3 separate regions of the Mus musculus genome follow, and all the other regions are linked to region 1. A link is a loop called in an ENCODE intact Hi-C map of the cell type or tissue named here. Cell type or tissue: gastrocnemius. All regions are shown on one strand. Each heading gives the region's core, and the rest is flanking DNA. Links, peaks and the distances in the headings are about the cores only.

Region 1 (8,186 bases), core at 2,076-6,075:
TGGACATAGTAGAATTACGGGGCTCGGGTCACCTTGGCCACAAAACAAACAGTTCAAGGCTAGTCTGGGATCAATAAGATTATGCTAGAAAACATAATAGTAATAGTTCAATTAAAAGTCACTTAAATAAGATTACACAGGGGAATATACTGAGCTCACAGTATAATAAAGGCATAATTTCGGGCTTTTACGTTTTCTTCAGGGCAAAGACCAGGTATCTGTCGAGAGCCTTAGCTCAGCCTCCTCCTCTGGGCAGGGTTGAATTTTTGCTAGGATGACACTCAAAACAGTGCTAGTCCAACAGTCTCAGAAGCAAAGAGGTTAGGTGGCAAGATGGAACAGGAAGGGGGAGGAGGAGGGCTGTGCTCCTGTGAATCACTTGCCTGGGCCACAGGAAACCCTAGGGTAAATCCCCAGCTCCATTTAAACAAACCAAAGAGACAAACAATGCAGGCACGCGCGCGGTCTGTGTCTATAATCCTGTGCTCTGGAAGGTGGGGGAGGGATCAGATTCAAGATTATCCCTCACTAGCAAGGGCGCTTTAGGCCAGCCTGGGCTACATGAAACAACAGTTGCAGCGGAGAAAGAAGAAACAGGACCACCTCCACAGCCACCAGGAAGAAGACGGAGAGAACCGCGGGGCCACATTGCAGCCTCTTGTCACTCTGGCAGGACATCCATCCCCTCGGGTTCCTTCTTCACTGTGCAGAGTGGAGAAAGAAGCTCATTCCAGGTAAGGCTCTGATGCGTGGTGCAAAATGTCAAACAAACAAACAAACAAAAAAAAAAACGGTATAGCTAAGGCTAGCCCGGAACTCCCAGTGGTCCTGCTGCCTCTGCCTCCCGATCACCGGCGCTACAGGCAGATGCCACTAACCCAGGCCTGGTTCCTCGCCCGTGGACTTGCATTTCCTCTTCTGAAGAAGCTGGGGGCTGGGCTGGCGCCCAGTTTCCACGGTTTTATATTAAGGTTTCCTGAGGAAAGCAAGGGAGGAAAGCAAAAGAATGCCATCTGAGAGCACGGAGCACGCGCCAGCTTAACAGCGACTCAAACAACATCCTGCTTTTGTCAATGTCCTGCCATCTACAGCTGTGTGACATTAGGCAAATTACCTAACCTTTCTGAGTCTCCAGTTGTCAGGCCGCTGCTTTGCCTGTACAAGCAGCCGTGAGGCTGAAACTTGCTTCTGCATGCAGTGGTTGCTTTCACACACACCGCTGAGCAGAGCTGGATGAGGTGGCTTTGGTCTGTGTGACAAATGCCAAGCAAGCCATCCACAGGAGGAATAGAAATTTAACTTGGCTCTGTGTGCTGCAGGCTTTATTTAGTCTGGGGTTCAGTCCGTGGTCAGCTGTTTGTGCTGAGTCAAAGGTCTCTAAGGGAGGATGGGGGAGAAGGAAATTTCTTAGTTTTTGTTGACCATTGCAGCAGCAAGGGTCACAAGAGGACAGGTTTTCAGGGGCGCATCTTTAATTCCAGCATTTGAGAGATAGAGGCAGATCGCTGTGAATTCAAGGCCAGTCTGGTCTACTTAGAGAGTCTCAGGACAGCCAGGGTCACAGAGAGAGAGACCCTGTCTAAGAGAAAGAGGGCTGACAGCCCCTGAGACCAGGCTCAGCAGTTACTTCTCTAATTAGGCTTCACCTCCAGCCTTTATCATCTCCTAAGGGTACAGAACTACCAGCCTGCAATGTCAACATTCCAAAAACTGAAGCTGGAGGATTGCTTAGAGTTCAACACAAAGAGCATCAGACCAGCCTAGTCTATAGAGTAATCCATGTCTCAAAATTGAATTTATTATTAAAATGAAGTGAAAGCCACAAGTTACAGGCAGTTGAGAAAATTCAGTTATACAACCATTCGTTAAGCAAAGCCACTTGGTGAGCCGGGAGTGTTCACTCATGCCTGTAATCTCAGTCCTCGAAAGATCACGAGTTTGAGGCCACTGTGGGTTACCCAATTACCAGGCTAGTACCAGGCAACCGTGATCGCATAGCAACACCCTGAGTCAAAATACAAACAACCAGGGCCGGAGAGATGGCTCGGCTGATAAGAGCACATTCAAAACCTTGAGGACCAGATTTCAAATCCCATCACCCATCTAACAAACCAGCAGAGAACCTGCCCAAATCTGAAGCTGCACCATTGAGAGGGTGGAGACAGGAGGATTGCTGGGATTTGTTCACTTCCCAGCCTAGCTGAGATAACAAAAGGTCCTGCCTGGTTCGGAGAGAGACCCCGCCTCAAAGGAATAGGACTGAAAAGGAAAAAGATGCCCTGGAACCCTCCTCTGGCATCTACTCGCACGTGTGCGTGCGCACGCACACACACTTAAAAATCTTAAATTCAAACAGCAGCTCAGAGAATACAGAACAGAGACACATCTCCAAAGTCTTCTCTAGAGCTTTTAGAACTATAGAATGAATCCAAGAAAGCCAGGGTGGGGCTGTAACTCGGTTGGTAGGGTATTTACATAGCATCCACAAAGCCCAGAAGTCAATCCTCAACACCAAATAATCTGGGGATGGCGGCCCATGAATATAAGTCTAGGACTCAGAAGTCGGAGGCAGGAGGCCAATCTGGGCTAAAGAGCATGCCTCAAACAGGAAGAAATAAAAATAGAAGAGGAGAGAGAAAGAAATTATAGCTTCAATAAATTACTCCTGGGCGTGGCTGACAACCAGAGAAGAAGTGACACCTGGGACACAGGCTCAGGACCATGCAAACTGCCACTTGAAGTTCTGGGGCTTTTAAATGTAGCACAGCCAAGGCCGCCTGTGGCCAGCAGAGGGAGTTCTTTTAGAAGATGGAATGGTAAGGCGTTTCTCCCCCGGAACAAAGGAAGTATTGTTGGAGGTGGGGGTGGGAGCACCACGCAGGCAAGCAATCTCATGCTCAGACAACACCCCTGGAATCCAGTTCCACCTCAGGATGAATCAAGTACCACTGAGGAGAAAACACAGACTGCCGGGGCTACAGGCTTGTTTATCAGGACGTCAGGAGCTCAACTGCGAGGAGTCAGCTGAAAGCTCTCACCCCAGGAAAGACACCCCAGAGCCCAGGACAGAAAAGGCATAGAAGGTCAAGTGTCCAAAAAGCCACGTGATAGGAAAAGAAGACTCCAGGAAGTGATAGGCCTGGGCCAAGAGAATGTATTTGAATTTGATCCATCTGTTCAACACATATTTATTCCTTGCTTTTTAGCAGGTACGGTGTCACAAGCCAGTTGTTCAATTTTGATCAGAAGGACATGGCTTAAGGGGAATATAAAGCTTAAAGGAGGAGACAGGGAACCTATAGAACAAGCACACCATGTGAGGGCGCACGCGTGCACACCACTGCAGTGTACTGTAACCAAGTAGACTGGGAGGAGGAAGGAGGCCAAGTGTTCCGCCAGGCCCAGGGAGGAAAGGCCTGAAACCAGAGAGGATGAGATGCCAGGGCGCCTGTGGATCGCCAGCTTATAGAGCAGATAATGAGGGTGGCCTAAAGAGCCCACTGGACCATCAGAAGGCCAGAGGCCATACCTTAATTTCTACCTTTCTAGAATCCCCTCTAAGGTTTCACATTCTGGAAAGTTCTATATAGATATTTTGTGCCTTCCTACAATAATTACTTAGCACTCCTGAATCTCAGAGGACCAAATTCAATGGATGCATTCACATTTATCTCATACCCATTTTCAGGATTCCGGGAAACCAAAGGTACCTACAGCAGACTCTATCCGGCAGAGAGAGAGGAAGGGAGCAGGAAGGGAGCAAGTGTCAACCTTCCCTTTCTTATAAATAAATAGCTTCTCTAGGTTGCCTGCTACAATTGGCCTTTTCCCAGAACTTTATGCTCCACTGAAATTACTTAAATAAACAACTTTGGGTTTTGTTTTGCAAAATGCAGGGTTTCATGTACCTCAGACCGGCCTCAAACTGCTTACATAACCTTGAACTCCTGATCAACACACCCACCTCCTGAGGGTTGCTGCCACTCACCACCTTCGCGACTCTGGTTCTTAACACAGGAGAAAAAAGGCTGTTCCCAGCCCTTGACTCCGGATTTAGGGCTAAACTTTAACTAATTAATTTATAGTTAATCCCATGAACTATTATAGAAGCATTTCAAATGCCATGCATAGGAATAAGAAGAGATGCATATGAAACAGGCAGAATGAAGCATCCTCAGCTAGGCGGCCAGGCATTTTGGGTTTGGACAAGAAACTGCTCAGCAGCTTTCTGACAGCTTCACACACTACCTGAACTGGCCAGCAGAGGGCGACGAGGGAGCCGTCAGACACAACATGGAGCCACACCCAGATCATGGTTGCTTTTTCTAGTGTCTCTTCCGGAGTTCTCAAAAAAACTCGAAATAAGAAATTCTTGTCAAAGAAAAAAGAATGAGAGAAATCGAGACGATCTTTTTATTGAGATAATAGCATAAACATACGACTACTGGGCATTTTCAAGTGGACAAACCTGGGGGAATTTCACTTCAGCATCATGCTACATGCCTGTCTAATCCCAGACATAAGAAACGCCTGCGTGTGATATAGCTAAAATTCACAAATCTCTCAGCAGTGTTTTGACCTGAATCTGTCACATCCCCACTTTGCCCCTACCCACATTCTGGGAAGAATCCTGCTCTTCCCTCACCCGGCAACCCCCAGTCAGCCTCCTGTATCTTACAGTTCACACCATCTGATCCAGGGGTAAAGTTACAACTGGAAAAACAAACCCATCTGCGTCCTTCAGTTCTTCCTCTGGCACGTCTACAGTTGCGGAAGGCAGTGAGCACAGATACTGTTCCCCAGCTCTGAATGGTAATAAAAATTATCAAATTCTTTTACCTTACAGTTAATGAAATGGAAATGAGCAATGAACTCTACCCAAAACCTTAAGTCAGTGATGAGAAATGTAGTTGTTTCTGGGCCTGTCTGAGCATCATTTGAAGCGCACCATGTTAACTGATAAGATAACAACTCAGAAATAACTAATATCATAAAGCCAAAAGGCTTACAACCTAGATCCATTAAAAAAAAAAGAATTTAATTTAATCTACTTCATAGTTTTTTTGTTTTGTTTTGTTTTGGGGGGGTTGTTTGTTTTGTTTTTTAAGAAAAAGGGAATGGGGGTGGGGTGGGTGGGAGATTGTTGTAGGACACTGGATTGAGGGAGGGCGGGAGGTGTAGAGAATGGGGCGGTTCCGCCCTAACAAAGAGGCAGAAACTGTGTCTCAACAGCCACCAAATCCAGTTCAGGGCGGTTTGAGCCAGTTTCTGAGCTGGATTGAGAACAACAGCCACAGGCTGAGACTTCACTAGGGTGAAATGGAAAATCTAGCATGGATTTTACAGACAGACCTGAACTGGACGGGGACTTGCTGGAACCTAAACCCAGTTCCTGGGGTGGCAAAGTCAGATGAAATACCAGGCCTGGTGCCGGATCGGTTGCATATCATCGCAGAGAAAGTTCAGAGTCGGGACTCTCTGTTGAGATCCGGTCCACATTTTCCCTCCTGCTGCTTCTGACTGTAGCTGGTGAGGGAAAAAGGGCCCCAGGATATCAGTTTTCAGAGAGCTGGCCAAGGCCTTGGGGGGAGGGGAGGACTTTGCGGCCTGGTTTATTGCCTGTGCTGGAGAGTGGGGGCGGGGAGGGAGGTAGGAGGGTCTGAAACACTGAGAGGAGCACTTCACACCCTGCATGCAGTTCACACCATTTTCCAACACCTATGTTTGCATATCTTTGCAAAGCACAAAACACACAACCCCCCCATGCCTATGGTACACCCGGCTAACAATTGGATGACAACATCTTCTGCCCCAGGCGTTGACAATGCATGTGCCCAGTTGGGCCAAAGTGCTCTCCTTCTGTGTCCCCAAATACACACATGCTGTACACACCTCAACTCAAAGCAACAGCAATCTCAGACGACACTGGAATGATGGTTAAGTCTTTGACCGGCTCCCCTCCCCCAGCTGGTTGTCCAGCAGCCCCCAGGGTGAGCGACTCCAGGAGCAGCTGCCACCCAGTTGAACCGGATGTCGTCCAGTGTGCACTTCCTAAGGCCACACAGGGGTCAGAGGATTCCCAGACAGCTACCACCCCTCCACCTTAAAAATCTCCCAGGACTTTGAGGAGTTCTAGAACCTAGACAAAGCCCAGGTCAGTCTCGTTTGGAAAGGAGGAGGAGGAGTGTGGAACCTCTCCTCTTGAATGTCCCCAAATGGTTGGAATCTTTCAGGGTCAGCAAGGGAGCACCTGGAGTCTTAGAAGCCAGTCTGCTCTGGGAATGGGGGAGGGGAGTTCCTTTGGTGTGTCTGTGGGTGTTGAGACGTTGAGGGAGAAGACTGGGAGACCCAGGGCTGAAATGTCGACATGCCATTCCTTCTGTTACTCTTAGACATCTGGAGAGACGGTTGGAACCCAGCCTACTTTGCATTATTTATGTGTGACCTTTGAAGCAGGGGACGCTTGTTACTGGCAGGCATTCTCTATCTGTTGCTTATTGCACAAGTATTGACTAAGTCCTTACATAGAAATGGCAGTATCAAGTGCGCCGGTATGGACCCTATTTGTTTGTATGGTTGTTGCTTGGCAAAGAGGTGGCTGACTTTACGGAGAGCAGCACTTTTATGTGACGATGTAGTAACCCACAAAAGAGATTAGCAGGAGAAATCATTAGAAGCCCCACACAGTACCATGCATTTCATATCTTACATGAGCCTAGCCACTGTACATCCCTGAGAGCGAACGGCATTGCTGTTCCCATTTTAGAGATGAGAAAAATAAAGTTCGAAAGGATCAGGTAGTGTTACTGATCTATAAAACCTGTCAGAGAAAGATATTGGCTCCAAAATCCGTTCTTTTAACCTGACTCTATGCCGCCATCATGGTGTCAAATGCTTGCCAGCATTTCTAAAGCGCCTACTGTGTGACAACCTACTCTGGGTGGAAGACACGGTCCTGGTGACGCTGATGAGAAGATGGTCCCTGCCTTCAGCAAGCTTTCAATCTACTGACTTTTGTTCCAAGAAAATCTCGGGCCTGGCAAGCGCAGGGCTTTATTTTCGGACTCAAAGGCCATCTGGGAAACTTGAACTTCCCAGCATTCCCGTGCAGTGCTGGGTGTGGGGAGGCCTGGAAACCGGGAGTGACCTGGTAACAGCAGGCACCAGACAGGCTAACAGCCTGGCTGCCTGGAAATGGGCAGGGCCTGGCCCGGGGAGCTGTAGCCATGGCAACCCAGCCTGTTTCCAGAACAATGTCTCCAGCCAGGGAAACAGCTCCCGGAGCCTCCCCCTATATAATCCCCAGAGCAGACTGGAGGCACAAAGGACTTCATTCTAGTGTGGCTCTCCACCCTAAGCCAGAACAAAGCCTGCCATTTGTTGCCTGGGCCCTGTCTTTGTGTTGCGCTTGTGACAACATCCACAAAGCACAGCAAATTCCTTCCTTTCCGCTACCTCTTTCATTTATATCGTATTTATTGTAATTTTCCTTTATCCCCATTTTACAGATGCAAGATCTACAGCGTGAAGGAGCTTGATAGCTAAAGCGAACCTTTAAAACCCAGAGGCCTTTCAGGTTTGCCTGTTTTGTGACAGGGCTCTCCAGACACAGTGAAGAGAGGTCCTGTCCACGGCCCGGACACGGTGGCACTTGGAGACTGGCCCTGGACTCGCCCAGGCCGGCTCTCTGGAGATTGAGGTTCGCCCCGCCCCCACGCTGCAGCTCGCCCCTCCCCCACACCACGCCCGCCCCTCCCCCACGCCGCAACCGCAGTCTGGGCCGGAAGAGGAATGCGAATGCAGAAGGCACGCCCGCCCCGCCCTGCAGGCCTCCGCAGCAGCTGGTTCAGAAACTCAGCCTCACAACCTTGAAAAAAAAGACAGCCAGCCGGCGCCTGTGCTGGTCCAGGCCACCCAATGGTTACTTCCTGTGCACTGAAGGTTGTCAACCACCCATGCAGAGTGTAACCTCCCTGAAACCGAGCACAGGGGACAGCCTCCACCCTCAACACCAATAACCCGACAGATAGATGGAAGTGTAATATAAGGACGGGAGAGATGTTAAGGTCTAAGCTCACAATCAAAAACATAACTATAATTATCCAGAAATGTCTACATTTATAAGTAATATAAATATTTAAATTATGTCCCTCCCAAAAGAAATGAGACTTCTAATACTTTATTGT
Region 2 (8,186 bases), core at 2,080-6,079, 65 kb after region 1:
AGTTGGTGCACATGTATATATGCATACACGTATGTGTGTGGGTGCATATTAACATATACTGCATGTGGAAGCCAGATGGCTTAGGGTTAGGGTTAGGGTTAGCAGAGGTCAGTGCCCTATGTCTTCTTCAATCACTTTTTATCTGTTTTTGTTGTTGTTGTTGTTTTGTTTTTGTTTTTTTGTTTTTTGAGATAGGGTCTCTCATCGAACTTGGTGCTTTCCAATTCAATTCACCTAACAGGCTACCAAGTCCTGGGATTTTCTTGTCTCTGCCTTCCAGCCCTGGGATTACAGGCCCACAGCCTCACAAAGTAGATACTGAGGATCAGATTTGTGGCAATCATTTAATCATTTTACTGCTGTCTCTCCACAAAAGATTTCCATTTTTATGCATGGAGAATAAAATTCTGATTCATGGAGGAAGAGGCTTAAGTATCTCCTCATTCAGTCTGCACTCTGTCAGTTTTCAGTGTTTTTCTTCCCTCTTTTTCTTTCTTCCTTCCTCCTCCTCTCCCTTCTTCTCCCCCTCCTTGTTTTTTTGGCTGTTGTTACTGTAGTTGGAATCCAGCACCTTGTAAATGGTACACAAGCCCTCTCACAAAACTACAATGTTGCTGTGACCCTCTTACTTATTTTCAGACCTTGCTAGGTTTAGGGAAAGCTAGTGTTTAGTGATCTGTTTTTGATAGGAGCTTCTAGAGTTCTTACCTCCCCTCATAGCTTTGGCCATTGGTAGAGCCCCCTCTACCATTCTTTTTTTTTAACTTGTTGCCAAGTGCTTCTTGAAATACGTTTTTGGCCTTCCAGATCTTTCTAGCTGTTTTATCTTACTTTCATTTAAAGAAAAGAAATTACGCCTTGGAAAAACCTCTCCTGACTGCCTAGGAATAAAGCTCAGCGGTAGAGAATTTGCCTAACGTGGACAACAAAACCGAACAAAACAAAACAAAACCAAAAAACCAAAAACCAAAACTTCTCGTTTATAATTTTTATAGGATTAAGGGGATGAAATGAGGTATCTTCAGTTTGTATCTTAGTTTTCTTTTCTTCTTCTTTTTTTTAATTACAAGCTTATTCTATTTTATGGAGTGGATCATGTGTTTTATTTAATGGGTGTGGGGGACATTGAGGGACTTGATTCTTGCCAGTCACTGTGTGGGCCCCAGGGACTAAACCCAGGTTGTTGGATATCCTCAAAGAAGTTTTTACTGAGACTGCCTTGAGGGAGTCGAGGACAAGGACAGAGATGCATGCCCTTTGATTCAGGTCCCAGGGAGTAAGTGGGCCCAGCTCTGCCTTCTGTAATTGCTGCAGGGAGGGAGGGAGGGAGGGACAGGGCCTCCAGAAAAGGAAGCGGGTTGGCATGAGAAAGTGGAAAGTTGTGTTTAAAGTTTGTTTAGGATTTTGGTCAGTAACCTAAGAAATAAAATTACATTACATTGTTTGAATTATAACCTAGAAAAGCTAGTGAAGCCATGAAGATGTAGTGTGTATGTTAGAGCCCTTTTATACCTTTTCAAAAGAAGTTTTCAATAATTTATACACGTTATTCCACTAATGTGGTAAATAAAAATTATAGTAGCTGACTCAAGTGAATTTCTTCCCTCTTGCAAATGATTATAGTTCTGGATATAAAAATTGGTTTGTAACTCTTGTTTTCAGGGCTATCTAGATTCTTGATTGTGATATTACTTTATCATTTACAAATTCATTAGACCAGATTCTTAGAGCAGAGCCATCCTGACTGCAGGTTGTAGTTGGGACATGTCTGCATCACTGTCGTGATGAGATGAGAAGACTGTGACAAAGCATGCTATTTTCTCCTTGTGAGATGAAATGTGAGATTGTCGAGGAACCAGTTACCCAATTAAAATTCTTTCCAAGTCATTTATTTTTACAAATAAATGATGTGGCTTTGTAAATAATCTCATCTAAAATTTCCTAAAAGATTTCTTGTGACATTAAGTTAAGCCATGTTAGACTTAGAAATATTAATAGAATTTAAAAACAAGTAATTAAGTTATTATGTGAAAATGTCATAATGAAATCTGTTATATTTTAATTAAGAAACAGTGCTACACAAGCCTGACCTTAGGTCTGTTCCTGAAACCTACTTTGGAAGGAGAGAACTCCTGGAAGTAGTCCTCTAATATCCATGCAAAAGCCATGGGCATGCATATGTGCTCATATATGTGCTCATATGGGCATATGCATATGTGAATATGTGCATTCGTGTACATACACGATGATGATAATGACAATTGAACAGTAATAATACAAAGTTGAAACAATATTTCTATAGCTGTCTTAGAACTCAATTATTCTATGCAAACAGTAGACACTACAGTCCTTCTCAAAACACTAAAAATGGGAATGTGCTGTATAAAAGCACATTCTTTACCACATTGAACTCTGAACTGTAGTCTTATAGGAGAAAATTAGGAAAAAAAGAGACATTGTAAGTGAAGGTTCACAAAATGCACAGTTTGCTGAGTTTTTATGTCAGAAGCAGAATAATGAGAATCTCAAAGTACTGTGTGAGTTGAGATAATTTTATACTATTGAATAGAAAAATGATATTCTAATGGAAGACAAATTAAGGTGCAGTTTCTGATCTTCTGATTTTACATGGTATGTGAAGAGAGAGTGTTGAAGTGTGGTCAATGAAGTGGAGATAAGAGCTAGAGATCTTGAGAGCAGTTACCTCAGGTTTGGATGATGGACACAGTGAGGAGAAGAGGGTTGGCTGTTAAGGAGAGGACCATTAGTGTTAGTTCTGAATGGTGGGTGTTCTAGCCCATGTTTGTTAACCCAGGACTTTGGAAGGCAGATGCATGAAGAATGCTATATGTTTTAGGCTAGTCTAGGTCTAAAGAGTGAGACTGTCTCAACCAAACAAAACCTGTTGAATCCAGACGAGCCTAGACTAGAATTTATCTGTTGAGTTGGACTGTTGTTTTTCTGGGACACGGAACAAAAGGTATAAGCCACGACAGCAGCCTGATATTCTCTTTTCTTGTTTTTATTAGAAGGAGAAAACCCAGTATCTAAACAGGTTGGCTAAAAACTGTATGGATGAGTGTACAGCTAGGTTATTTTTCAGCTTTTATTGAAGTTTGACTGTTATTTAGTCTCTGAGCCTGTTATGGATATCACAGATTGGTGGTAAAGCCTGCCATTAGACTCAGTAACAATTGAGATAGTACCCAAGGTTTATCAGGTTAGCTATACTGTGAGCACATCTATTCAGAACAGTCGTAGTTTACTAACATCTTGATTTTATTGAATAAACGAAACCATCCTCAGCCACAATGCTCTAAGGCTCCTGTGGCTTGGCCAGGTAAGGTATCACAAATACCTTCGGGGGGTAGATGCAGGAGGATTGCGAGTTTGAGGGCAGCTTGAATGTACTGTGGATTCAGGGTTTTGGTTAGTGAGATTGTCCCAAAAAAATACAAAACAAGGGTTGGTGTCATACTTCAGTGATATGAAGCATGTAGTATGGTCAAGGCCCAGGCTTGACCCCCCCCCCCAGACTAATTTTTTTTTTGTAACTTTTATTTTTATTTTTATTTTATTTTATTTTGTTTTCTAATATAGCTTTTAAGACAGTTTTCACAGACATTGTCCAGTTCATCTCATGGAAACTTGAATAATGTCTCTTTTAAGACTGAGTAATTAAAAAAATGTATATGTAATATATCAAGTGTATACAGAAATAGAATGAGATAAGGAAACACGTGAATTATCATCTCTTGCGGCCAGTCTGTCTGTCACCTCTCTTATGCCTTAAACAGTCGTAGTAAGTGCCCACATTTAGATAGCACAACACAAGAACACTGAGCTTGAACCCGTGTGCGGAAGGATGGAGGAGCCTGGCTCCAGAGCTGCTGGAGCCTGAGAAGCAGAACAGGCCCTTTGTGTGCCTTGGGGCCTTTCTTCTGCCAAGTTTGCTGGGGTGTTCTCAGATGTGGCTTGATTATACCTCCCCACTTCCGGACTAGGTTGCACCCTTTGTCCTCCGGTTCCCCTTCCCTGGGAGTCTCTGGTCTTCATTGACTTTATACTAGTACCATTGACTTTATACTAGTAGCTCTGTGTATCCTGGGAGTGTACTCAGGACATTCAGACTACAAAGAGATATTTAATTTTATGGGAACTTATTAAAATATGCTTTGTTACCACCTTAGTTTTTAAGACTGTATCATTCCAACTAAAAAATGTGGTTGTAAAGTCTAACCATTCTGCTAGATTGAGTACTTTTGAAGCTTAGATTTTGTCAAAACAATTTAATTAGCTTTTTAAAATTAAAATCAACGTGATCAAATGAATATAGGATTTAGACAGATTTGACACTCTTCTTGTGATGGCCGTGTTCCATTAAAGGTAAAATAGAAAAGGTAAATAGAAAGAAAAAGGGGCTCTTGAGTGGGGTTCGAGGGACTGGCTTTCTCCTCTCTTTTCTGGACTGAAATGGAGGCTTGCTTTCAGGCAATTCCCTGGTGTGCACTCTGCGTGATTTGGCTCTATCTCTGTTACTGCTAATACGTGGCCTGGATTTCAAGTTGTTTGGGATCGGAATGTGCCCAGACTCTGTATTGCAAGTCCGGATTCCCAGGCATTTTGTTGCAAAACTGGCTTGCTGCCTTCTTTTTTCTTTTCTGTGTCCTAAGTGGCTGCATTGTTTGTTGCAGTATATGCATTAGCTATCTGTGTTCAGTTTATTGCAGCCTGACAAAGTGGGAGGGGCTTGCTTTGCTCCATGGCTGAGTTTTCACTGTGTGAGTTCTTCAGTGCACAGTGCAGCCATCTTAATTACACTTTTGTGCAACTGAGACTGTGCAGCTGTCTCAAAATGGCTGCTAACCCAATCCCTGAAGCTGCATAGGCAGCAAGTGTGCCAGTGAGGAGACTTGTCACATGCACCAGGATCAGAGGTAAGAGCCAGGAAGCTTTGATCTTTAAGCATTACAATTAGAAAACATTAGAACATGACCAAGCTTGGATAGGAAGGAGAACTCGCATGTGAAAAAGTTGGCATGTTTACTAAGACCTGTAAGCTTGTGTTAGAGAAACCGTGTGTTGGGATGGTGAGGTCAAAGGTTAAATTCCTCCTGTGATTCCTCACCAGTTTGTTGTCATTGTCAGGACACTGGATCACCACAGTGGTGCTTTTCTGATCCATGCCGAATTTAATGCTCCTTGTGTATTTGATAATTAATTCATTAGATATTTGTAGAAATTCAAACTGTATATTGAGAGTTTTTTAAGAAGCCATTAATTAGCCTTGTTTAGAAAGATTATGATTTTCTGACTTTTAAAATGAGATTTTTATGGTAGTTTTATAAAAAGAATGGTAATTTGCTACATTAAAACATAGAAAAAATATTGTTTTTTTGTTATATGCTTCAGTGCTGTCTCACATGCTCACTAATTATAGTAAATATATGTGTACACATACACACATGCACACACACACATGCACACACACACAAACACACACATTTATATAGTGTCGTACTTTTCCTTAGGTTACTTTTTGTTCGAATTGGCATTTGGATTTAGATTTTAAATTTCAGAGTAGTTTCACATATAGACCTGTACATTTTTTGGTCAATCTAATGCAATCTGGTACCTAGAATAAATATTGTTTTAGGTAAGTAGCATTATTGTACATATTTAAAATTGTTAATACTCAAATTGTAAATTTGAAAAAGGTGTTTAGCATTGTAAAACAGAAATGTTTGCTAAACTACAATATCATGGTTTCCTAGCAAATTGGGAGAATAATTTTTTCTTTCTCTTCCTTTCTCCCTCCCTCATTCCCCCCCCCCACCTTCTTTTCTCCTTTTTCGAGTTGTGATCTCAGTGTGGCCTGCTGTTGGTTGTGCCTAGATTGCTAAGTATGTGAGGCCCCTGACCTCTAGTCTCTGCCTCACCAGTACTTGGATCACAGGTTCGTGTGCTGCTGCGCACTCCCGAAAGCAGGAATGACATTCCACTCACATAATTCAGGTAGAACAGTTTTATCTTAAGCAGTGCTTATGTTATAGTAGTTACTAAATTATTTTCTGAATGCTGTCATATACTTCTGTTGCTTTGTTAATAGAGTAGTTTAAATATATTCTTGACTGATACAGTAGAGAACAGTTAGTTATGTATGTTTTGATAGAGGAGCTTTTATTTTTTATTTTGTAATCTTTTACGCTTTTCGATTTTTATTTTCTCCCCTCTGTTTTTATTTTTATCTTTAAAAAACAGTGTCTCATATACTATAAGCTGGCCTTGGAACATTTGTTCTGTGGCCTGGGCTGGCCTTGAACTTGTAATCTTCCTGCTTCAGCCTACCAGAATTAGAGGCAAGTACCACCACGTCTGATTCTAAAGCAACTTCTAAAATAGCAAATTACATTTTTGCAAATTGAATTTGTAATCACATGTGCCTGTGTAGCTTTGAACCTTGAGCTTGTGATCCAAGGATGGGAGGCAGAGACTGGAGGTCAGGAACCTAAGGCAAGCCTCGCCTACTTAGCAGGCCAGGGGCAACCAATAGCAGGCCACACTGAGATCGTGGCTCAAAAAAAGAGCAAGAGGAGGAGGGAGGGAGACAAGGAAGGAGAAGGGAAGAGAGAGAAGGAAGGAGGGACAGAAAGAGAAGAAAGTTACTCTCCCAACATATTAAAAGGCTATACATGAAGTTTTATTTTGTACTTATTTCATAGTATAAATTTATTTAATTTACTTGTAATAATTGTATTTAATAAATAAAGTATTGTGTTTAACAAAACTTTGAAATAAGATCACTTATGACCTTAAGAATTTTATATTAGTATCCAGACCTGGTTGACTTTTTTGCAGAGCTCAGCCTCTAAGGCATTATGGAATTCTGTTTTGAGTTTTCCTGAAATGCATCTACTTTTATTCCTTTTTTGATTTTTCTTGAAGATCTACACTGGAACATTAAAGCTGCTACTTAATAGTTTAAGATTGCTGCCTTGTCATGAACTTTAATTTATACTTACTCTTGCTTATATATTTTTAAATAAAATAATGTTTTTTGTAATTTAAACTCAAGTAAAATTATGAATTATTGATAATCTTAATGATAGTTTATATAAATCATCTACTCGTGTGCATTTGCCCCCCAAACAGAAACAAGGTGATAAGTATGAGAGTGAGCCCTGCTTTCTGTAAGCGTGTGCTCAGTGTGGCAGAAGCAGGGACTGGCTCCCATCTCTGTCACTTTCCTTTTCACGTCTGAGCAGTAAGGATCTTGGGATAAGGATGGGGGAGGGGAGTGTGTACTATTTAAAATATGTGTATTTGAATAAAATGCCATAAGACAGCCATTTGGTTTTTAATATGGTAGAAAACTACTGCTAAGGTTGAAGTGCCCGAGTAGTTTACGCTGGCAGTCACTTTTTCTGCCTTCTGTTGCTCAGTATGTAATTTACTCTCATACTTTATAAGATTATCTATCAGTTATTCTGGCTACCTTAGAATATTATTGCTAAATTTTTCATTGCCGTTTCCCATTTTTACAGCTTATAAGCATAAAGTAGACCTCAGGTTATTTTTCATTTGGTGGAAAAATTTTCAAAATTTCTGTGAATTACAGGTTAGATGTTATGCTGGATAATTGAAGCCATGGTCCATATTCTGGGAACTGAATTCTTGAAGCCATATATTATCAGTTCTTCTTTTTCTCCTTTCCTGTTGTTTACCTTATCTCATAAGCTATTTTTAAAAATTAGCGTCTCAAAAGGAAATGTTGGGATGGGGAAAGTTCATTGATGAAGAATGCAGTTAAATACAAATCTCCTGTCTGAGCTGATCGGCATCTTCCGATTCTTTAGTTTATTCTCTCTCTCTCTCTCTCTCTCTCTCTCTCTCTCTCTCTCCCCACCTCCACATCCCTTGTCATATGTGACTAGATCAGAGTGTCACAGGACAGGAATGGGAGTTTCTCACATAATTCATGCTGACGTATATATTTGTAAGTCAATCCTGAATGGAATGTTGCTATCACAGGATTGGAAGTGTAGCTGTAATAAATGCTTCAGCTGTATGCAGTCTGGCTGAGTCTTTCAGATATACTTAAAAACAAACAAACAAACAAACAAAGAGGGAAAGAGGGAGATAAAGCTTCTCCGAGTGATGGATGGCTGCAGGCCGAGTGTTCCCTG
Region 3 (8,186 bases), core at 2,080-6,079, 89 kb after region 1:
GATTTTCTGGTTGTCCTGGGAAAAGATAGTTAATGGAATTTTCCATGAGTAAGAAGACTGTTAGATTCTCGGCGCTGCAAGCTTTGATATTTTATAGTGTGTTTAATGAACAGTCCTATTGTCTTTTGAGATAAACATGTTATTGAATCTTGTCCTATTTAGAATAAGGAAGAAGAGTAAGAGGCTTTTTTGGGTATGCAGAGACAAATGTTAGTAGTATTTACATGTACTACCTTTATTAAAAGCAGAAATCACACCAAATACTTAAGCACCTGGAAAATTGAACTTCCTAAAATAAAGTATGAACAACACTCAGTTTCTTGGAATTTTTTTTTCTTCTAAATTTATTGTGTATATATGATTTTGCCGGCATATACATACAACACACACACACACACACACACACACACACACACACACACACACACACACACACACACACACACACACACACACTGTGCATCCCATGTATGCTTGGGGCCCAGGGAAGCCAAATTTTGAGCCATCTCAGTGCTGGGTGCTGGGAATTGAACCTGGTCCTCCTGAAGAGCAACCAGTGTTCTTCTTAAGCACTTAGCCATCTCTCCAGCCCTGGTGGTAGGCCATTTTGTTTTGTTTTATTTTTAATGTTAAAAATATGACCGAATGAAAGAGGTCAGAGTAAAGTCACAGAAAAAGAATGCACTTTAAACAAAACAAGGCATCTTGGTTTTTGAGGTACATTTTTTTTAAAGTTTTGATTTAATACATATTAACCTGGATAAGGCCAAAGTAATGAATTATTATCAGACTAATGGATAGTAAACAGTGAGAAAGGTTGTTAGTATTTATTGTGTAACTGATTATTTCTTATGGCCCTTCATGAATAAATACTGCCAATTCCCAAGCAATGCAAACCTTAGAGCTATCAACTGAGAAATGAGGGTTTGTTTGTTTTTAGTTTATATTACTTATCCACCCACCCATCCATCCACCCACCCTCCATCCACCTACCTATCCATCCATCCATTTATTTATTTGGTGTGTGATTGTGTGTTCATGTGTGTCTTGGGAGTCAGAGGACAGTTTGTGGGAGTCTTCTTTTCCATTCTTCCAAATTCAAGTCATGAAGATCATGATGATGAAGGTCAGGCCAGGTCAGCATGACGACAAACAGATTCTTAGCAATAGAAATCGTGGGTAATGAGTAAAATGATGTTTAGGGGTTGATTATTAGTAGTCACGTTTGTTGATTTGATTTTGTTAAGCCATCTAAGGAAAGAATTTGAATAAAACATTTTCCCGGCCTAGAGAGATGGCTCAGTGGTTAAGAACACTGAGTTCAGTTCCCAGCAGCCTTAACTCAGGATCCAAGGCATCTGATGCCCTCTCTGGCTGCTGATGGCACACGCACACATGTGACAGACATTTACATAAATGAAAACAGAAACAAATTCTCAAAACCTGGGATTTTCAGCATCTGATTAGTCAGAAAAGTATTGGTGATGTTTCTCCCAGCGTGGACATAACTGAAGTGTTTGTCAAAGAAAGATCTGGGCTGCATTTACTTAACATGATTTTGCTTTTGTTCAAAATTTTTTGTGAGTTGTATTTTTATGTATTCTTTATTAAAGCTACTAACTTAAATTAGCTTGGTGGTTGTGTGTGTGTGTTTTGAATCAATGATCTTGGTATTTATTTGGGCTATTTTTAGAAACTACAGACCCTAGTTTAAATATAAACAATAAAATGGGGGAGAGACTTCTCAAAAATCAACAGCACTGTAGATGGCTTTTATCGACACAAAGCATTTGAGTTGTGGTGATGTATAAGAGGTTTCCATTTTCATTGTTTCCTTTGACTTCCACCGTGCCTGTAGTTCTTAGAGCACTTGCCCTCATCTGCTTCCTTTGTTGCTGGGTAAGGTTTGTGATACTTTTCTCTGATTGGCTTTAGGCAGCTAAGGCTTTGAGCCAATCAGAGAGTGAATTTCAGTTCCCTCGCAGGACTGAAGGACGCGCTGAAGCAGCTGTTGATTTATTTCCCTTATGGGGCGATTATATAAACTAAAATTATGGCTGCAGCAAGCTCCCTCTTGGGTATGTTTGAAAAATTGCAAGGTTCACCTGTAATGAAGGGGGAAAATGATGAGTTTAAAAACGTGTTGACTAGGAAAAGCTAATAAAGATAGTGAATTTGGGGCAAATAAATTCTGATCATAGATTTTTTTTTGTAGTATTAAAAAAAACCCTGTAAAATTAACTTACAATCCATACCTTTTATTGCTTCAAAAGCAGAGCTTGTGTTGTCTTTTTAAAAATCAACTGTGAAAGGCAATTAATTGTGCTTGTTGTAGTAAATACATTGTTACCACTTAGAGCAACCAAAACCGGACATTTTGATTTTGTTCTGTGATTAAGCTGAGTCAGGTCCATGCAGTAGACAACACAGCGCTTTGTCATCCTACCCATGGTCCAGAAGCCTGTTGAATTTTCCGTTTGGAAATCTGTATTAGTAACGGTAGGTGAAATGGTTTGAGAGATCATCTTAATTATTGGGACTTAATATTTTGGTGGGATATATATATATATATGTATATATATAAACAAATAGAAGAGCTATTAACCTTGTAAAAGAAAATATACTTTGAATTTTATAGGTTCTAACTCATTATGTAGGAGTGGTATTTTTATGTATTGTCCCTGTTTAGCTGATTCCTCAGATAAGTTATATTTTAGAAACATTTATGAACATTGATTAAATCCAGATAAAGTAGCATAAAAGATCTGTAAATCTTAGCCACTTGTCTATGTGTGCTGTATATGTAAACCATATCATGGATTTAAGACAGGGATCTGTGTTCTAGGTTATTTGTTTCAGACAAAGAACCACATTGCACCATTTCAGCTCTGGGCTTTGTCAACTAGGTTTCTCTGACCTTATTGTCTGTCTCCTGTTGCTGGGCAGGAAATAGAATGCTGGCTACTGATTGGCTGAGTTTCTATGTAGCTCTTGAACAGCCACTTAAATTCTTGAGTTTTTTGAGCAGGGAGATTATAAGCTAAGACAAAACAGTTTCCCTTTGTTTCATGGCTGTCTGTGATCTCTTGCTAGAAAATGAAAGAAGTGGGTGCGGGGAGGGGGCTCAGGAAAAGTTCTCCTTTGAAGAAGAGGCTCACTGCTCTTCCCTTAAAAAGAATTTATCAAAAAATTGAAAAAAATTACAAGGCATAGAGACATCTCAGGTAACACACTTTTCTCTGGTTATTAATGTATAAATTTCTATAGAAAAATGTTGATAATATTTCACCAAGTTCTTGGATCTGAATATGTAAAGTAAGGACTTAAATACTTCGTTTTTAAACTCCTTTTAGATTAAAAAAGTACTTTCAGGAGAAATTTAATTCATCACGTCATGTGATGTACTTCTAGGTACGGCAGACATGTTCTGCTGTAAAATAGAAATGCCTTTCCTGTAAACTGAGGTGCGGTCCTGTGGAAGCGCTTTGACCCATGTTGCTGCTGTACCGAGGAGCAGAGATTCTCCAGAATAATGTAGGTGGATGTGGATGGTATCTGAAGTCCAGAGGGCGATGCTAAAGTGAGCTGTAGGATTGCTTACCTTCTGCTAATGCCGCCTTGGAGACTTGTTTGCAGGGTACACGCCCTTCCCTAATGTAAATTTTTCCTAATGAGCTTTGCTTATGCAAAATAGATTTCTCAAAGCAGACTGCTGATTGGTTTGCACAGATACGCCTGAACTAATTTGAACTTGTTCATGCTACTTCCTTATTGCTTTGTCTGTTTAGTTATACATAGAACCCACGAGAATCTGCTGAATGGCTGTAGTGTGCCCCCTGGTGGGGATGGAAAGTATGGAAGGTCTCAGGCAGGACTTTAGGTGATTAGTGAATTCAGTGGCTTTGTTGCAAAAAACCAACTTGACTTGGGTTATATTTATTTGTATTAAGTGTTATTTGGTAGAGAGAATTTAGTAATAGTGTTTGTTTACACTGGCTTACTATATTTTCAAATATCTCTCACACAAACACACACAATATGTTATTTAAGAGAAAATTTGTCTCAGAGTCTGAAAGTTATACTTAAAAACTCCACGGAATGTACATAGAGGCTAAACATAGAATCATTCTAGATGACCTGTTTGTGGTTGCAGTCTCACACTGTAGCACAGTTTGGACAGGAACTGACGATAACTTAGGCTGGCTCAGACTTGTAATGATCCTCCTGCCTCAGCCTCCCAAGTGCCAGGATTACCAGTGTACTCCACTTTGCTTGGCTTCAATCCTTAATATTAATTAATTAATCATCAATTAGTCACATCTCAGATAATTCTCAGCAAAGCTGGTGTTGGTATATGCAGTTCCTCTTAAGATACTTTAAGATACAGTTTCTTTTAAACACTTTAAAAACTTGAAATGCTAGGCAAGCAGCCTCATCCCGGAGATGTGGGACTCAAACTTACAACTCCCAGCCAAGTTCATTGATTATTTGCATTGTGAAAAGTTAAGTATGGTTTTTTTGTTTTTGTTCATTTGTTTGTTTTTGTTGTTTTGAGACAGGGTTTCTCTGTATAGTTCTGGAACTCAGTCTGTGGACCACGCTGACCTCGAACTCAGAGATGATGCCTCTCTCCTCCACACCTAAGCTTTGGAATTAACGGCATGCACCACTACACTGGCTTATGTTTTAAAAATGTTTAATTTTAATGTAAATAATTATAACTCTTGTTTAGGCATAGAATATCTGAAAATGGATATTTCAAAGTTTAAAGGAATAGTACTTCAGTATTTGAACATATTTAAATGGCAGTCACACTACATTTAATATGTTTATTATAGTCAGACTCATGAGTGCTAAGCTTGTGCTGCCTGGCTATAGTTCACAGCATGCATTGGAAGCCCCTGGGTTTTATCTCCTGCCCACAGTTTATGCAGAAAAATGTCCAGGTAACAGGACTTGCAGGTGGAGGAGAAAAGATGCTCGCCGAGTGTAAATCCTAGGCTTAAACAGGACCAGTGGGGGTTTGTTTCAAGGTTTCTGTAAATAGAGTTGAAAGATCATTTTTCTAAGAACTGTACTTTAAATAAAAAGAAGACACTAAGAACTGTTTAAATTATTGACTTAAATTCAGAAGGTGAGTGCAAAGTGTAACATAATCGGGACATTCGTTGACAATGTACCGTGTCTTTAGAGCTGTACTGGTCTCTGACAAATAGGTCAAGCTTTGTATTTATTGAACAACATTCACTATTAACAACTTAGGGTGCTTATTTATTGCAGGTAAGTTATATTAGTAAGGGTGCTAAACGATACAGTGTAGAGTAGATTGTTTTGTGGAATTTAAAAGTAAAGCCTCACTCTTGATTGGGTGATACCAGGAACTAAGTGTATCAATAAAAGAGAGAAAGGGGTGGGGGAGAGAGCATCTATGTGCATACACATGCACATTTACATATGCTTTTGTCTGCCTATAGTTAATCTCTTGCTTTGGTGGTTCTGGGCCCATACCCAGGACCTTCCTTACGCATGCCAGGCAGAACTGCTCTGCAGTGAGCAGGTAGTCTTAGCTCTGTCTTCTTACTTGCTCTTTTGTACTAGCCTTTTGATAACATAAAATTGGTGATATGGGCTGCCTTTGTTTCTCTTGTTATTTTAATATCATTTCACAATTAAATGTAGCATCTTCCTCTTGAAAACCTTTAGCACTCTTGCTTTTTTAGAGTCTTAGTTTTAATTATAAGGTAGTACTGAATATGATCTAATGGATATTCTGTCTGTTCAGGTGGGTCCTCGCTTACTCTTGCTATTGTGTTTATGTGGTAAATCACACGCACACGCACACACACACATACACACGAGCACAGGCACGGGCATATTGTTTTAATTTTACAGACTAGAAGTTGAAAGTGATGCTGTAGTCAAGGCATAGTTCCTTGGATGGCTCTGAGGAAGGATTTGTCCAGACACATCTCCGAGCTGCTTCGAGTTGTTTGGCCTGTGATGGTATAGCTCTTGTTTCACATGGTTTTACTCTGTGCATGCTGAAGTCTCAGAGACATTAATCAGTTTGTACTAAGGCCCATCCTATTTATCCTCTTCTCATCTACAATTTAAGCAGTAAGACTACAGTACCATATTCTCACTCATTTTAAGGAAAAATTGTCAATCAGGCTCTTTTGTGGCCCTGTATAGACCAGGATGCTTCAAGACTTGTTAATGATCAGCCTTGCTTGGCTTTTGGATAGGAATTTTTGATAATGATCATTGGTTGGGTTTTGGATGTGAATTTTTGATAATGATCTTTACCTAGTGATTAGTATTATCTCTTGAAGAAATATTCTGCTTAGTCATTTATAGATAGAAGAAGAGAAAACTATGGAAATTTGAAAATGCTTTAGCAGAAGACAAGCTGTGAGCTGGAAATGTAGCTTGGCAGTTAAGAAAGAATATTGGCTGCTCTCACAGAGAAGCCGGGGTTTGGTTCCCACCCACATGGTGGCTCAGAACTGTCTGTAATACTAGTTCTATAGGATTCACCACCGTTTCCTCACCTCTTCGCATGCATGGACTCGACATAGCTATTTGGTTACATGCACATACAATAAACATAAGCACCTTGGCAAACATTAGATTCATTTGTGTGTATATATTAGGAAAGGTGAAATTTAACGGAGAACCGAGGACTAAGCTTGAACCACAGGGGAAGGACGAAGTGCAGTGCTTAGTCTCAGTTGTCAGGTGACAAGATCTAGACTTCTTGAGAGGTGGGTGGGCCTCTGGGATTTGCCTATGGATGGGTTTATCTTGATTAGGTTAATTATGTAAAAGACCCACCCACTGTGAATGGCCCTGTTCCCTGGGCTGGATGTGGGAAAAAGTAAGAGTGTGCGGGAGTTTGTCATGGCTCTGACTGTGTCTGTGTCTGTGTGTGTGTGTGTGTTTGTGTGTGTGTGTGTGTGTGTGTGTGAGAGAGAGAGAGAGAGAGAGAGAGAGAGAGAGAGAGAGGCATGTGACCAGCCACTTCAACCCCTGCTCATTCAACCTCCCCAACATAATGGGCCGTATTGAACTGTGTTTCAAAACAAATTGCTCTCCCCAAGCTGTTTTTGGTCAAGAGTATTTTATCACATTATCTGAAAAAGTAACTTACCAGATGCAAATTAACCTCATTCAAAAAGTCAAAGCCTTGATATTAGGGGAGAAAGCAGCAACTGCTGGCAGATGCACAGCAGGAGCTTGAGCAGTGAGAAGAGTACATTCTTTGACAAACAGACGTGATGGGACTCGAGCAAGATTGACCAAAAGGAAGAACATATTCAATAGTTTGTAGCTATCACCACAGTGAATGTTAGAACATTTTCATTATTTCAATCCTGTACTCTAAAGCATTTATTTCTTGCCTTCTCCAAACCTGCAAAGGGAGCTGGAGAGCCGGTCCAGTGATTGGTTAAGTGCTGCTCTTTAGACAGTGACTCGGTTTGGTCTCTAGCACCTATTGTTTTCCTGGACTTTTCACGCCCCTGAAGCGGCTCCTTTTTAACTCTTCATTTGCTTCCATTGATGTTCTGGTGTGTGTTGTTTGTCACTTCTGTAGTATGTGAGTAGTAAATATGAGAACTCCGACCGAGTAATTATTAAGGTTTTGTCAGTGTTTTAAATTTATATGATCTAAATTTTACCCTTTTTAATTTTCATTAAGCCTGTAGTTAAATGACTCTTATCTCAGTTTATTAAAATCCTTTTCTTTTTATTTAAAGATTCAGAATGGATAGTGTAGAAGAACCTCAGAAAAAAGTCTTCAAGGCTCGGAAAACAATGAGAGCGAGCGATCGCCAGCAGCTCGATGCTGTGCACAGAGTCAAGGGGGAGCTGCTGAGAGCCGACGGGAAGCTGCTGAACGGGAGCCATGAGAATGGAGACTTGGATCCCACTTCACCCTTGGAAAACACAGATTGTATTCAAGATCGAGAAGAAGTGAATGGTATTGATGGGATTTGTTTTCAGTCAGAAGAAAGTACAACGGAATGGAAAGAGACCCCTTGTATGCCCAATGTTGCTGTAAAAAACAAACAAGAAGATTTGAATAGTGAAGCTTTGTCCCCCAGTATAACTTGTGATCTTTCTTCTAGAGTAACCACTGAACCAGGTTCTGGTAGTCCAGCCTCTGATAACCCAGGCTGTGGTAC

The links. Peaks named below come from ENCODE experiments on the same cell type or tissue, not always from the same donor. Only the 100,000 strongest peaks of a DNase experiment are listed, where the experiment ranks them.
Region 2: it touches region 1 in a loop (8-fold over the local background); 15 of 42 quality-filtered maps call a loop at or near these places.
Region 3: a loop joins it to region 1, with 10 times the contacts of the local background. A loop is called at or near these places in 31 of 42 quality-filtered maps.

What each region holds. Positions count from the first base shown.
Region 1 is chr6:136,463,250-136,471,435 of GRCm38, forward strand. It overlaps Gm36897 (predicted gene, 36897), which reads left to right and starts at 426. Exons shown (of 2, transcript NR_168025.1): 1 at 426-734; 2 at 7,509-8,159. In gastrocnemius, for the core only: CTCF peaks have their summits at 2,760 (motif pointing right) and 4,257 (motif pointing right); DNase peaks (open chromatin) are centred at 2,797, 3,376, 4,256, 5,308 and 1 more place; H3K4me3 peaks cover 894 bases; H3K27ac peaks cover 4,000 bases.
Region 2 is chr6:136,528,117-136,536,302 of GRCm38, forward strand. All of the region lies in intron 1 of Atf7ip (activating transcription factor 7 interacting protein), which reads left to right. Among named protein-coding and RNA genes, the nearest start is that of Atf7ip, 13 kb to the left of the region's middle. In gastrocnemius, for the core only: no CTCF peak of the experiment used is centred there; DNase peaks (open chromatin) are centred at 3,934, 4,527 and 4,794; H3K4me3 peaks cover 1,761 bases; H3K27ac peaks cover 2,994 bases.
Region 3 is chr6:136,552,007-136,560,192 of GRCm38, forward strand. Atf7ip (activating transcription factor 7 interacting protein) reads left to right here. Exons shown (of 15, transcript NM_019426.2): 2 at 7,758-8,186. The coding sequence starts at 7,765. LOC108169175 (a long non-coding RNA gene) reads left to right here and starts at 2,085. Exons shown (of 2, transcript XR_001785397.1): 1 at 2,085-2,499; 2 at 3,412-3,539. In gastrocnemius, for the core only: CTCF peaks have their summits at 2,086 and 3,842 (motif pointing left); DNase peaks (open chromatin) are centred at 2,999 and 3,835; H3K4me3 peaks cover 785 bases; H3K27ac peaks cover 1,666 bases.